Regions from separate parts of the Mus musculus genome. Here region 2 is linked to region 1. A link is a loop called in an ENCODE intact Hi-C map of the cell type or tissue named here. Cell type or tissue: heart. All regions are shown on one strand.

What was found. Hi-C counts contacts between places; a loop is a spot of excess contacts. Peaks named below come from ENCODE experiments on the same cell type or tissue, not always from the same donor. Only the 100,000 strongest peaks of a DNase experiment are listed, where the experiment ranks them.
Region 2: it touches region 1 in a loop (2.6-fold over the local background); 4 of 42 quality-filtered maps call a loop at or near these places.

The regions. Positions count from the first base shown.
Region 1 is chr3:122,291,751-122,299,750 of GRCm38, forward strand. n-TRtct2 (a tRNA gene) reads right to left here and starts at 1,282; the gene lies at 1,198-1,282. It overlaps Mir760 (microRNA 760), which reads right to left and starts at 1,953; the gene lies at 1,835-1,953. It also overlaps Gm40190. In heart, CTCF peaks have their summits at 1,287, 1,555 and 3,895 (motif pointing right); DNase peaks (open chromatin) are centred at 991, 1,321, 1,541, 2,361 and 1 weaker place; H3K4me3 peaks cover 2,724 bases; H3K27ac peaks cover 2,963 bases; H3K27me3 peaks cover 682 bases.
Region 2 is chr3:122,781,091-122,789,090 of GRCm38, forward strand. It overlaps Pde5a (phosphodiesterase 5A, cGMP-specific), which reads left to right. Exons shown (of 21, transcript NM_153422.2): 7 at 477-544. It also overlaps the pseudogene Gm34139. Among named protein-coding and RNA genes, the nearest start is that of 4930447N08Rik, 17 kb to the right of the region's middle. In heart, a CTCF peak has its summit at 3,418 (motif pointing left); no DNase peak of the experiment used is centred here.

The DNA.
Region 1 (8,000 bases):
AACGCAATATGAAAATGAGCTCAATCCTAGGACAGATAAATCACAGAAAACAAAGTACAAGTTACCCTGAGCATGAAGAAGTGGGTTGAAAACTACGATTAAGTGTTTATGTTTCGGGGGATGGGGGTTGTGGGAAACAGGCATTCTCCCACACTGCTGGGGTGAATAAAGTGAGCAGAGTGTATGAGGGGAAGCTGCCAAACCTTATCAAAGCAGGCAGAGATTGGGAGCGCTGGAACCGGCTGGAGCCGGCGGTCCAACTTCCTAGGAATCTATTGTAAAGATACACTTGTGCACAAAGAACAGGATGTCCACTCAAGGACTGCAATGGGCGAACAATGCCTGTCTAAAGGTCTAAGTATTAGCTATTCCATCAGCGGGACACAACCGAGCAGTGCAGCTCCACCTGTATTAACCGAAAGAGGTGAAATATACTGTGAAAGTGTGTTTTTACCGACAATTTTGATTTTTTTAACGGTTTGCATAAATTAGGGGTTTTGTCGGTACAGTGAATTTTTAAAAACTATGCATACTGGCACTTGGTGAAGTGAAACGCTCACTCTGTGCAAAGCTAGTTTTGTCACTTGTCAGAAGGGGACAAGACAGTAACTCTTGCCTCTAGCTGGCAGGCAAAGCCTGTCAACTCCAACCTGTCTCCTTTCGTGAAGAAAGCAGACAACCCCAGAAATGCAGATTTCTGGGCCCCATTCCAGATCCACCGAAATGGAATCATGAAATGACCACAGAGATCTGCCTTTTTTAAAAAACAAAACAAACAAACAAACAAAAAAACAAAACAAGATCCACTCGAGATTCCGGAGGCGGGGTGGGGTGAGGTGAGGTGGTGTACTTCTAATGCCTTCGGACTAGCTTGCGCATCCTGTTTTCTTGACCCTGCTGGCAGTCACTGTCAAGCTCCAGACGTGGAATGTCACTCGAGACCCAGGCCTATCTCAAGCTCTCATTTAGGCCAAGGTCGAGCACCTGGATTCTCTACTGCCTCCCTGTTCTCTCGACTGGGATCGGTCCGGGTCTGCTAAAGGGGTCTGAAAGCTCCCGGAACTCCAGGTAAGGGTTGCGGAGAGCAGCGGGAATGGTGTGTGGCTGTGCTGGGAATTAAGCCGTTTAGAATACAAAGAAAAGGAGTAAAAGACAGAAATCAAAGATAATTTCCTCGGTGACAAAAGAAAAATGTTCCGACTCCGCCGGGACTCGAACCCGGAACCTTTGAATGCCTTCAGCCTCTAGAAGTCCAATGCGCTATCCATTGCGCCACGGAGCCACCTGTTGGAGGTTCCGCGCATCTGCCGTATTAAGCTAGAGGCAACGGCCCTGCTCCCGGGCCGACACCATCGCGGCCGCCTCCGTCGCCGGAGCCCACCCGCCGCGCCTAGGTCACCTCCAACGGTAACGGCGAGGCCGGCGAGCGCCCAGCCGCCCGGGAACCGCCGCTGCTCAGCTCAAGGGCCGCGGCTGCGGGCCGTGGGTCGGGAAAGCGCAGCGGGAGCCAGTCGTCCGTGGCCGACTCCGCCTGTCCCTCCCCGGCTCCCCGCCTGCCCCGCAACCCCGCCTACCGGTGTCCGGAGGCCGCTCCCCTCCGGCCCGGGCCGCCGAGGCTGCAGGCCCAGACCGGCCGTTGCGCCGTCGCGCCGGGCACTTCTGTCGCCACCTGCGAGAGGCGAGGGCGAGCGGCCGCGCCCGGGGCTACGAGGCGAAGGCGGCGACCCATCGCGGGGCCCCCGGGCTCTTCCCTGACGCCTGGACCTGCGGCTGCGAGTGCGGGCCGAGGCGACGTCTGTGTGCGTGCTTGTGCGTGTTTATCTGCGCGGGGCTTCGGGGAAACGGGGTTTGGGTTGCATTTCGCTCCCCACAGACCCAGAGCCGAATTTCTGAGGTATCCGGGCTCTGGTGGCCTGAGGGGGGCGACGCGCCCCGCACCGAGGCATCCTCCCGGGAGCTTTATCCACTATGCCGCCGCCGCCGAGGAGCGGCCGAGCCGCGCAGCCGCCGATGCCCGCGCGCGCCCCACGCGCGTCCGAGTGGGCGGCCTCTGGAGGCGGACGGCGCGGGTGGGGATCGCGCGGGTGCGAGCGCCTCGGCTGCAGGGCGCGCGGCCGAGCGTGATGGCGGGGTCCCCACATCCCCCACCCGCCCGGTGCCAGCGCTGGACCCCGCATTTCTTTGCTCAGAAGGGCGGGGTCGCCGCGAATCTGAGCGGCGGCGTGGGAGGGAGTGGGTCTTCGGTTCCCTAATCCCCTCCCCATCTCCATCAGGGCGACCCCGAAGCCCGAGGGAAGAGAACTAGCTAAATAATAAAAGCCCAGTTGCTAGGCAACGGCCGCTGCCAGACAAAAGCCCAGGCTCCGGCTCCAATCAGCGTGCGGCTCTCTCGACCCCGCCTTCTTAGGACTCGCGTGGTGCGACCTGACGCTGACACCTCTGCACCAAACCAGCTTCCGTCTGTGCCCACCGGGTGGTCTCTGCCAGGCAGAATTGGCCATCAAAGGATAGGGTCTTTGCCTCGCACGGTTCGCTAAAGGGGGAGAGGAAATTCTCAGTGGGGAAGGGCATTTTTATATTAAGGGGTAAGTATCAGCGTCCCCATTATCGAAGGGAAAACCGCAGCTACAGTAAGTTAAATCACACACATAGGAGTACCCCAGCTAGTGAGGCAAACTATAAAGAGTCAGACTTTATTCTACCTTGCAGGCTGATTACATTATCTTTCACGGCTTTATCGATATTGACAGAACACGTGTGGACTATTGACGACAAAAGCAGTAGCCAGAGGGGCAGCATGTTTATGAGTTCCCTGAACTCGGATTCTCTGAGGAACAAGGCATATGGGCCCCAGATGCATGCTTGCACACAAAATGGTTTTCATTACAGGCGAGGATTGCTGAGCTCAGAAACTACTATGTTTTATGGTGAGCGGCAAGCAAGCCTGTTCTTTGTTCTGTCGGGAGACATTACCTCATCTCAGAATTGCTCCTTGCAAACACAACTCTGAAATAGGGCCCAAAGAAAGTGATTGGCCTGGCGTTCTTGGCATACCCACCAAGAGCATGAAATGACACTGCTGGTGACTTGCCTCTACAGTGACAGAGTTCTGTCTGATGCCAGGCCTATTTCATTCCATAAGAGCACTTTCCTTAACAACAAGGGTCTTAAACATTGTTATGCCTCTTAAAATGGCCAATACCCCTTGAAATAGAACAATACATTAAAACCAGCTCTTTATAAACAGTATCTTTACTGAAGGCTGCAATATGTTACTCGCTGGTGACATCTCAAGGGCTCCAGTGGTTCTTAATACTTGTTTACGGCTCGCGTAGGGAAAGAGACACTCAATGCTCGCTGTGAAAACAATACAAAGAAATTTTACCTGGAAGCGTTGGTGCAAAATCTCCAATTCTGCGGCGTCGTGGACGTGCTTAGCGATTGTGACTCATACTCCAAGTTCTAAGGAAGGAACAATAAAGCATATGCTAAGGAGAGATGTGCAGGTAATCATAATGAACTAAAGAGTTGGAGATAGTTCATGCCTTCCGCTGGTTGAGACCTAAACATTCTCATCTATGAGCAGCAAGACTGAGACAGCATTAGCAGAGATTATGGGGGAACCATGCTTGTGTGAAGCATTTAAGACAAGGTCCTACGGCTGGATGTACGGCAGATAACGTGGTGCTTCTCAGCCAACAAGCGGTTTATAGAGTCTCTTTTCCAGGGGCAGGTGTATTATCCTAGAAAAAGAATGAGGACGTGTACTGGGTTGCTATATGAAGAGAATAATTTAATGGGGTTTTGCTCTCCGTTATAAACTAAGAGCTGACTGGGAATATAGAATAGACAGCAATTATACATCTGAACCAAGAACTCCTGCTAGGACAAAAAGCAACCTCTCCCTGTCAGCAGAGGGAGCCAGAGCATGGGCTACAGTCGCCTCCTACAGAGGGCTCTGCTCTTCCCTAGAGTTGCCACCCCCCAAGACAACTGTGACTCAGCAACAATACCCTGTTTGGGTGTTCAAACCCAATACACAGCGTTAGGGGCTGCGTTTGTCTGGCAGGATTAGCTCCAAGTTGCTACATTGTTCTAGGTGCCCTTGGATGCATGTCTGCATTCTCCTGAATCTCTAAAGAGCTGTGTTGCTAGCAACTTTTATTAGCTTTGCTTTACTCTAGAGGGTACCATTGGTGAATATTTGGTATGGCACAGGCCTACTGTGAGAGGTAAAGTATAAATTTATCATCAAGGACTGCACATTCCCTGAGAGGTATGTAGCCTATGGATATGAAGCAATATAAATATAATGTAAATATAGATTTCATATATAAGGTAATGTATGAAAAGTAGAAAATTGTAATTGGGTATCTCTGAGAGCAAAGTATCTTTTAGCCTGAATCCCCAAATAATAAGCACAGACTACTATATAATATGTGGTAGGAGTTTGAGGTCATGAACTGATGTTCAAGTCTTGGCTCTGCCTCTTGTTTTCAAGACTTGATTCTGAGCCTTCTTTTCCTGGTCTGAGAAACCATCACAGTACTGTGAGGACTAGTGCTTGCAGGAATTTACCTCAGTGCTGGCACAATGTAAATGTGACAGCTGGCTTTTGATATTGTTGTTAGCAGTCATCTGTCAATCGAGAAAGCCAGAACTCTCAGGTCCTGGAGAAACAGGGTTCAGACACAGCCTCAGTTAAGCTTGTTGCAACTCCCAGTCTCCCTGCCCTGCCCTACACAGCGCGTATCAAGCCTGCTACCACTTATCTCCTCTGCCTGAAAACACTGGAATTCAAATTCAAGGTTTTCCCGAAGTTTGAACAGCTAATTGTTTTCAGTTGTTCAACTACAGCCATAAACAAGGGTGTAGACCACCCCAGAGGACTTTTGAAGACAAGTGTCTTGGCAGAGAAAACCTGGAGCAACATTTAAGAGTTGGAACTTTTTTCCTAAAATATTTAAGTGCTGAGTTTCAGCCAGGCAAGTAACTAAACCATACTAAGCATCAAGATGTGACTAAAGGAAAGAGAATAAAAATTTCAAAGGTGAAGAAATGTAGACATTGAGCCAGCGAGAACTCTTAGCTTGTACCTGCTCCTGCTGCCAAGCCTGCGGATCCAAGTTCAGTGCCCAAGACCCGCAGGCTGGAAGGAGAAAACTGACTTCTGAAAGTTGTCTTCTAGTCCCTGACACCACACCACACACACACACACACACACACACACACACACACACACTTTTAAAGTAATTCAGATATCAGAGGGGGCGGGGAGGAGAGAGCAGAGCAGAAAAATGGAGGTGAACGAATCCTCATGGAGGTATGGGGTGGGGGAGGGGAGGCTAGGAGGATAATCTGGGCAGACAGGAGTGCAGGCCAGGCTTGGCAGAGGAGCTGGAGCAGGCTTGATTCAGATTGTCGGCCTGATGCAATAGGCAGTGGGAAGCTGAGTAGCGTAGTCAGAGGGCCAGTGAGATGTTATACCCCATTTTTGCTGCCAAGAGGTTGGACAAAGGCCCAGACTGACCTAGATCTTTCATACTAGACAAGCATCGTACCCAGATAAGCCAGAGTGCCTTACTGGTCCCTGGGAAAAGATTTCAATTAGTAATAATTGTTCCAGGAATACAGTTCATTGGCGATGATATACTGCCTCTGGACCACTGATGGAGACAAGTACTCTCCTTGTTCTCCCGAAGGGGCATTGGAAACTAGCAAGGTCAGACAAAAGAGCACAGAGAAGCACAGCAAATGGCTTCCGGGTTAGGTGTTAAAACTCATTATTTTACTAGGGCTTCTCTTCCTAGCTCTAAATCCATATTAAGCAGGTATCAAGATTCCACTCCCAAATCTCAGAATTAATCTGATCATTCTCCTTGTTGCCCCTCCATGTCTTAGAGTAATTGTAGCCTTTTGCGTTGTACTGGAGGGAGGTTGTAGGCTGAGGAAGGAGAAGTCATATCACTAATGATGTTCATCTCAGCCTATCAGCACATTGTTAGTGTACTGATACAGAGGATTTAGAGCAGCGCCAGGATGATCCAGGCAAGACTGAGCATGGAGCTTCAGCTAGGTTATGACCATACCCCAGCCCTGGAGATGATGGTTAAAGAAGATCCTAGAGCCACAGTGTCTGTTCTTTGGGGGCTTCAGCTGTTTCTTCCTACCACATTTCTATCATAGAGCCCCACAGATGACCCCAGCGGACCCCCACAGTTGACCCCAGCAAGCCCTTGTCTTAATTTTTGTCAACACATTGCTTTCTTTTCCTTTTTTCTTCTCTTCTCTTCTCTTCTCTTCTCTTCTCTTCTCTTCTCTTCTCTTCTCTTCTCTTCTCTTCTCTTCTCCTCTCCCCTCCCCTCCCCTCCCCTCCCCTCCCCTCCCCTCCCCTCCCCTCCCCTCTCCTCTTCACTCTGTAGACCTTGCTGACCTTGAACCCGGAGATGCACCTATGTCTTCCTCCCAAGTGCAGGGATTAAAGGCACGCACCACACCCACCACCACCTGGCTAGGTTTCATAATCTAACTAGAAATAACATCACTTTTAAAATTCCTTCATTTGCTACTGCGTTGTAAGAATCTTTTCTTGGTCTGTTTTTGAACCAGTTCCCTGTGCTGGCTTAACCTGGCTGTGTAGCCCACGATGATCTTGAACTTTTGATCCTCCTGCCTCCACCTTCCAAGTGCTAGTATTACAGGCCTGCACTTGCACCACCAAGCCCACTGGTACGTAGTGGTGAGGATGAACCCATTGCTGTGTGCATGCTAGGCAAGCATTCTACCAACTAAGCTACACCCTCAGCCCCCACGTGCCAGAGCTTTCAAATGGCATCTGCTTTACCTTGTCTCCGCCAAGCCCTAGCAAGTTATGTAGGAACTGGGTTTTTGCAGGCAGGGGTAGTTTTCGAAACCTCATCCATTCCCCACCCTGTGATCACATAACCTTATTATTAAATTTAAGACCAACTACTGTTGAGGTAGCCTGGCTGGTCTCTGAAGAGTGAAAAAAGAGGAAGAGAATGTCTCAGACATGCCTGGCTGAGGGCGGGGATCAGGGGGCAGAATGATGGGGTGGGTGAGTTTGGAGGCAGCCGTATGACACTGAGAAATTAATTCTTTTCACAACTTAAGAGAGAGAAGAAACTCCATTCATTCTCCCTCCCTCCCACTGGGGATCAAACTGAGTTCATTAGGCTTGCTCAGCACGCACCTGTGTCCACTGCCGTCCTGCCTGTCCCTGGTTGTTTGGGATAGGATTTCTCTGTAGTAAAGGCTGGCCCGGATTTCCCCACATAGCCCAAACTGGGTTTGAGCTTTTTATGCTCCTGTCTCAGCTTCTCAAATACTGGGGTTACAGACGTCTGTTACCCTGCTTGGGTACAGAGAATCATTTCTGTTTCTCGGTGTTGTCAGGAGGAGCTGGGATGCTGACACTCACATGCCTGCAAGGTCTGATAATAGTGATTTGTTGTTGATTCACACATTATTCCAGGCTTTGGCAGCTTAAAACAATAAAATCCTATCATCTCTGTTGCTCAGCTGAGGGGTTCTGGCTCAGGGTACCTCTCTAGGTTTTCCGGGATAGTAATTATCTGGGGTTCACTGAGGCTGGGGACCTGGTTGGAAGGAGGTATCGGTTCCTCGCCCCTCCAGAGAGGCCTGCTTTAGATAAAAGACACAATTATCCTAGTAAATATGACCGAGTCAAATCATGCCATACATGCCTCATTGCACACCTGTCCCTGTGATAAGCAGACAGACATGGCACCTCCTGGCTGCCAGGTAAAGGGTGGCATGGCTCTCGGGTGGCACAACTACCTTGGTGACTTGGAGCGGTGATTTCATCCCACTCATCAGACCCCCTTACCCTATTTACATTTTTCTCTATTAAACTGTTTTTACTTCTTTACCTGTTCAGTAAATAACCCCTAGGTGCCTGTTTAGGCTGGGTATTTTGTGGGGTTCAGTATAAGAATAAAGCGTTGCCCATCTTTCTG
Region 2 (8,000 bases), 490 kb after region 1:
CACACACTCTCTCTCTCACACACACATGAACATACCCTCTCACACACACTCATGAAGACATGCGCGTGCACACATACATACTCATGAACAATAATACACACACACATGCATGCACACACACACTCATGGAAATATGCATTTAAAAAGCCTGAGTTGTACTAGCAGCAGAAGTGTATACTTGAAAGCTTTCTTCAGATAAATTCAGAAATAATGTGAGCCTTTAATAATAGAAAGAATCTTTGAGGATGTTGTGAATTTAGTGCTTGGATCCATTTGGTTGAAGAATAAGGGAAATATGTTTGAGCACTGGCACCCTAGTGTTGCACAATGTGTGTGTGTGTGTGTGTGTGTGTGTGTGTGTGTGTGTGTGAGAGAGAGAGAGAGAGAGAGAGAGAGAGAGAGAGAGAGAGAGAGAGCCTGTGTGTATTTTCCATGGCTTTGTACATGTCTCAATGACGTTGTCACTCTGTTTGCAGGACTCTTTCTCTCGTGTGTTTCACATGGAGTGTGAGGAAGTAGGAAAACCCTCTGATCCTTTAACGAGGTAAAGTACACTCCCTGACTCGCTCACAAGGAGAGCACGCTGCTAAGAAGTGCTTTGTTAGTCTGGGGTAAGCTGTATAGGTGACAGGCTGTTTGCCCTGCAAAGGCCATTGTATTTCCTAGGATACCTTCCCTGGTGTTAATCGACAGAGAATTATTTCTTATAGCAGAACTCTGGTTAGCACAGGCTTGTTCTGTTCTTATGAACTCGTTCAGCTAAGAACCACAAATACTGCTCTTCTGTTACATTTTTTTCTGTTTACATATCTGGAAATATCGTAGATTTCCTGGCAAGCTTTCTGTAAGACTATTCCAAGTTGGAATCGGCCATGAGAATTTACCTAGGAACAGGAGGAGGTCTACCATCCTAATCTTAGACATCTATGTACCCGCTCTTTTCCACCGTTTTTAAATATGTACTCATTTTTCTATTAATAGTATTTATTTTGAAAAGTATGTGCTGTGTTTGTAGATGGAGGATAAGACGCAGTTATCCCAGTCTGGCAAGTGCTTTCTGGAGATTGTGAAGTGGATTTAGGGCACACTACTAAATGTTCTTACTAATATTTTTTTTTTTAACCATACCAAAAAACATTATTGTTCTCTCAAATGCTAGGATATTCTTTTTTCCTTTTTAAAAAATTAGATAGTTTCTTTATTTACATTTCAAATGTTATCCCCTTTCCTAGTTTCCCTTTCTCCCAGAAACCCCCTATCACATCCTCCTTCCTCCTGCTTCTATGAGGGTGTTCATCCACCAACCCACCCACTCCCACCTCCCCTCCCTTGATTCCCCTACACTGGGGCACTATTGAGCCTTCATAGGACCAAGGACCTTTCCTCCCATTGATGCCTGACAAGGCCATCCTCTGCTACATATGTAGCTGGAGCCATGTGTACTCCTTTGTTGATGACTCAGTCCCTGGGATCTTTAAGGAGGTCTGGTTGGTTGATATTGTTGTTCTTCCCATGGTGTTGCAAACCCCTTCAACTCCTTCAGTCCCTTCTCTAAGTCCTCTATTTAGGGACCCCGAGCTCAGTCCAATGATTGGCTGCTAACATCACCTCTGTATTTGTAAGGCTCTGGCAGGGCCATTTCAGGCTCCTTTCAGCATGCTCTTTTTGGCATCCACAATAGTGTCTGGGTTTGGTAACTGTATATGGTATGAATTCCCACGTGGGACAGTCTCTGGGTGGCCTTTCCTTTAGTCTCTGCTCTACACTTTATCTCCATATTTTCTCCTTTGAGTATTTTGTTCTCCTAAGAAGGACCGAAACACCCACACTTTGGTCTTCCTTCTTATTGAGCTTCATGTAGTCTGTGAATTATATCCTGGTTATTTGGAGCTTTTGGGCTAGTATCCACTTATCAGTGAGTACATACCATGTGTTTTCTTTTGTGATTGGGTTACCTCACTCAGGATGAGATTTTCTGTTTGCCTAAGAATTTCATGAATTCATCGTTTTTAATAGCTGAGTAGTACTCCATTGTGTAAATGTACCACATTTTCAGTATCCATTCCTCTGTTGAAGAATATCTGGGTTCTTTCCAGCTCCTGACTACTATAAATAAGGCTGCTATGAGCATAGTGGGGCATGTGTCCTTATTACATGTTGGAGCATCTTCTGGGTATATGCCTAGGAGTGATATAGCTGGGTCCTCAGGTAATACTATGTCCAATTTTCTGAGGAACCGCCAAACTGATTTCCAGAGGGATTGTACCAGCTTGCATTTCCACCAGCAATGGAGGAGTGTTCCTCTTTCTCCACATTCTTGCCAGCATCTGCTGTCACCTGAGTTTTTGATTTTAGCCATTCTGACTGGTGTGAGGTAGAATCTCAGGTTGTTTTGATTTGCATTTCCCTGACGACTAAAGATGCTGAACATTTATTTAGGTGCTTTTCAGCCATTTAGTATTCCTCAGTTGAAAATTCTTTGTTTAGCTCTGTAGCCCTGTTTTTAATAGGGTTATTTGGTTCTCTGGAGTTTAACTTCTTGAGTTCTTTGTATACATTGGATATTAGCCCTCTATCGGATGTAAGACTGGTAAAGATCTTTTCCCAATCTCTTGGTTGCCTTTTTGTCTTATTGACAGTGTCCTTTGCCTTTGCAATTTTATGAGGTACCATTTGTTGATCCTTGATCTTACAGCACAAGCCATTGCTGTTCTGTTTGGGAATTTTTCCCCTGTGCCCATATGTTTGAGGCTTTTCCCCACTTTCTCCTCTTTAAGTTTCAGTGTCTCTGGTTTTATGTGGAGGTCCTTGATCCACTTGGACTTGAGCTTGGTACAAGGAGATCAGAATGGGTCAATTTGCATTCTTCTATATGCTGACTGCCAGTTGAACCATCACCATTTGTTAAAAATGCTGTCTTTTTTTCCCCAATGGGTGGTTTTAGCTCCTTTGTCAAAGATCAAGTGACAATATGTGTATGGGTTCATTTCTGGGTCCTCAATTCTATTCCATTGACCTACCTGCCATTCTAAAGAACAGAAATCCACCAAGATGAGGTACCAGAAGTTGTTAAGCATTTATCATACTTTTCAGCTCTTAAAAGCTATATATATATATATGATGATTCTATGATGCTGTAACAACTTTGTTGCTTTTGTTACTATATAAATATGAGTAACTATGCATCCACTATTATGTATAATTGCCTTTACTCCACAGGACAAAGTGAGTTGGTATGATGCTTGTCAAAAGTATGAAACAAGTTATGTAGGCAAACCTTTTGTACTCATGCTGCAGCGTGTATCTGTTTAATTATTTTCATATTGACATTTTGATTTGCACTACAAATTCAACCAATATCTTCTAATATTTAGTGACAGCTGGACAAACCTAGTGAAATAGTGACCTCTGCTGGTAAATATACATTTTAAAACAGCAAAAGCAAAGATTTATAAATGTTTGGTTTCTTTTTGATAAATTCTGTCTGTAGGCCAAATGAAAGATACTTTACCATTTATAATTGTCTACCATTCCAAGTAACTTATAAAATATTTTTATAAGGGACAAATATGCTAGTGTGGTTATTTTAAAAGAGACAAATTCTAACTGATTTTTAAACTAATATTATGGCAATAGAAACTATGCATTGTCAATGGCTTTTCTTACCCTACCATTTCAAAGTTAGCCTTTACTCTAATAATGCAGTAAAAGACCATTTATTCATGAGATAAAATTATTGAAAATGGTTTATTAATAATATTAGCTATCTGGCTTAACTTTATGACAACTGAATGATCAAAGGTGTTTAACAGCTTTAACATTTTGAGAAAGTGTTGTTGATATTGACACTTAATGTTTATTGTATTGTTATATAGTATAAAGTATAATACATATTACATCTATATCTTATACTTCTCTAATTGATTACAAATGGTACAATGATTTAGTACTCTCTATTTCTCAGTACTAAACATTTTGCGAGTTCAGAACTCATCTATGAGATGAAGTGCTGTACAATTTATGTTAACAATTAAATAAATCATTTCTATTTTTAAGCTCTTCTCTATTGATTGAAAGTCATGGGTTCTGAGCCTAGGGATTCAACCTGCTTGATAAACTACTTGCCACGCATGCACATAGCCCTGGGTTTGATCGATAACACTGCATAAGCCAGGTATGCTTGCACACACATGTAATCCTGGCACTGCAGAGATGGAGATGGTGAGGAGGTAGGGTCACATGGTCATGTGTAGCTCCACAGTACGTGCAAAGGCAACATGGACTAGAGACCCTGTCTACAATATTAAAGGATAAAAATTCAGGGCTGTTTTCAGATTATTTTCTTTTATATGCTTAAATAACATTGAGTACAGTTTTCACATGTTAGATATCAAAATGTGAACAACTATTCCTGTGAACCTTGTATATCTTTATTAGAATTGTTATGTAAGCAAGATGAAGTTAGTAGTGACTTTAGAGTTGGCTTGTCACCCCAGATTCCAGAAGTGGGGTACACTTCCAGGTGATGGGAGGTTTTTTTTTCTGTGCTGTGATACAGAGCTCATGTTGGAATTGTGTTAACCCTTTATTTTCAGGAGACATTTTAGTCCTGCTATTCCATCCTTGTGATATTTATTTTTCTTAAATAAGTGTGCCTTTTAATTATGAAATGATAAACACATAGATTTTCTCCTTCATATTAGTCTTGGACTATATATACTAGCTAGAACTTGTTATTGATTATTAAATTAAAAAATACAAATGTAGTTCAACTTAAGAAAAACTACTTCCTATGCTCTCTTTTTTTTTTAAATTTTATTTTTTTACTTATTCACTTTATATCTTGCTCACTTCTCTGCTCCCCTCCTGGTCACCCCTCCCACAATCCTTCCCCCATTCCCTTCTCCCCTTCTCCTCTGAGCAGGTGGGGACCCCTGGGGATACCCCACCCCACCCTGGCACTTCAAGTCTCTGTGAGGCTAGGTGCTTCCTCTCCTACTGAGGCCAGACAAGGCAGCCCAACTAGGAGAACATATCCCACATTCAGGCAACAGCTTTTTGGACAGCCCTTGCTCCAGTTGTTCAGGACCCATATGAAGGCCAACCTGCACATCTGCTGCATGTGCAGGGAGGCCTAGGTCTAGCCTGTGGATGTTCTTTGGTCGGTGGTTCAGACTCTGAGAGCCCCAAGGGTCCAGATTAGTTGACTCTGTTGGTCTTCCTGTGGAGTTCCTATTCCCTACTACATTTAAAGTGAGAAAAATTCCATTGCAAAGATAACAGGCACCAAGCAGAGGAATGTAGAACTCAGACTGTATTTAACTACAGGTAATGCTGTATACTAGCTAGTGTGTGATTTCTTTGATCTCTGAAGCTTCAATTTCTTCTTCTGTAATGATAGAATTTCATTAAGGCTCAAAAGGACCTAATACCTGTACATTTTCAAAACCCTTCCCTGTAGCTTGTAGCTGCTGTCCCAGGCGTGTCTTGGGTTCACATCAGCCTACAAAGGTTCCTGTGAACTTCTGCAACTCAGAAAGCCTTACCTTCCCCCCAAATTCCCTGCCCTTGCTTTCTCAGAAATTTTCTCTTATGCAGCTCTGTTGATATCTACTCTACAAATACTGAAATGTATGACTTAGCCCAGCGCTTCCAGAAGGAGATGCTGAGACCTGTTTAAATGTGCACAGTGTGCTCTGGAAAACTAAAAGGGAGAATGATGTGGGAGAGGCTAGTGGAGTCAACTTGACTGTCCTATCTGGTCTGTTGTCTGTGGGGTATGCGGGGAATGAACGAGGGGTGGGGGAGGTTGTGTGCTCCTGTCTTAGACAGCTGCAAAGGCTAAGGAAAGCCTAGCAGGGTTGCTGGTGAGCCTTCTACCTGAAGTTTTCTTGGCTGTAGAATCCTGGGTCTCAGAAGAACAGTCTTGATTTAGTGTCCTGGTGGGCTTTGTCTTGGGACATCCCTGGGAGGCATGGCCTTGAAAGTGGCCTCTAGAGATCAGCAGCTGAGACATCAAGCCAATCAAGCCACATGCACTTCCTGCTGCTTAATCTCTAAGACACTTTATAAGGCCACCGTGGTATCGCTGTTATTTAAAGGATGACATCCCATCCGCGTTCATTGTATTACACTTTGAAAGCCTTCACTATCTATTCTATCTAGCCAAACATTTTTTGGCTAGAAACACTCATTTTATTCTTTTTTCTCCCCAGAACATTTATTTTTCACTAAGACTTTCCCAGAGGACATAAGTAACCTTGTCACCAGCCCCAGTCCCTCATGAAAGGTTAGCTCACTCACTGCTATAAAGAAGTTCCAGACCTTTTCGAGGACTGGTAACAACCTTAACTGGCAAAGAACACTTTCTTTCTTCTTTTTTTTTTGTGGTAATCAAAGTCATTATTTATTTATTTTTAATTAGGTATTTCTGAATTAAAATAACTTCCAAACGCTGACACCATTGCATACACTAGCAAGATTTTGCTGAAAGGACCCAGATATGGCTGTCTCTTGTGAGACTATGCCGGGGCCTGGCAAACACAGAAGTGGATGCTCACAGTCAGCTATTGGATGGAACACAGGGACCCCAATGGAGTAACTAGAGAAAGTACCCAAGGAGCTGAAGGGATCTGCAATCCTATAGGTGGAACAACAATATGAACTAACCAATACCCCCCTCCCCCGAGCTTGTGTCTCTAGCTGCATATGAATCAGAAGATGGCCTAGTCGGCCATCAGTGGAAAGAGAGGCCCATTGGTCATGCAAACTTTATATGCCCCAGTACAGGGGAACACCAGGGCCAAGAAGTAGGAGTGGGAGGGTGGGGGAATGGGGGGGGGGGAGCGTGTGGGGAACTTTTGGGATAGCATTGGAAATGTAAATGAAATAAATACCCAATTAAAAAAAAATAATAATGTTTAAGTAAAACAAACAAACAAACAAAGCAGAAAAAGGGCAATGGATATTTCATAATGAAATTTTCATTCATGTTCTGTTGCCAGACATCCAGTCTGGCTAAAGTGTAACAAAATGGAAACAGGATGACTGTCATAGAAAGTGTTCACTACAACTTGCTGTGCACAACTGCTCCAAGTCCGCCCTTAACCCCCAATGCTTCCAACTTAATTACTTCCCAGCCTGTTGGGCATTGATGAAGGAACAGGTAGGTCGTCTCTCTGACCCAGTCTTTGTCCTAAGGCTCATACGTCTGTCTGTGCATCAGCTCTGTGAAGAAGGCAGCAGAGATCTGCCAGATCAGTGATAAAATCAAGTATCTGACCAGTATCCTATGTGATGGGAGACGCTGGGTTCCATTCTCTCCTTTACACATTTTACAATTGCTCTCCATGCACTCATTCACAGACTTGTTGTCAGCGTAAATCCTGCCTTCTGGACTCTTGGCAGGCAAAGCCAGCAAAATGGCCGTCAAACCACGTGCTTTGCTGCAACCTGCTGCCAACACTGCTGCCTCCGCCCAAGTGCCCAGCCGCCCGCTTTATTTTTGATATGCTACAGCTATTTAACATTTCTCTAATGTATGTAGAACTGACTCATGTCAGAAATTTGTTTTACACCGTTGTTCTCTCTCTTTTTTTTAATTCTTATTCTTTTTTACCGCACTTTTCTTTTCCGATCTCTTTACCCATTCCTAAGGTGCAGCTAGCTTTATAAACATCTCTGCAATGTCCTTTTTTTCCTAATGGGACCCACTTGAATGTTCTCTATTCTTCTTCTCCACATATGATGTTTGTGTTGTTACCAGTAGTATTTTGGAAGGTTAGTTTTTGTTGTGAATCATGTATACATTAAATAAAAACCGCTTAGATAGGAATGCAAGATAGTGTTCTCTGTATAGGACAGGGAAGCTGCATCTATGATCATAACAATACAGTTACCTAAATAAGACCTGCACAATAATAACACTCGTTGACAGGCCAGCATGGAGAGGGGAAATCTCACAAGGTCCCACTCCCAGCTGAAAAACCATAGGCAATTAA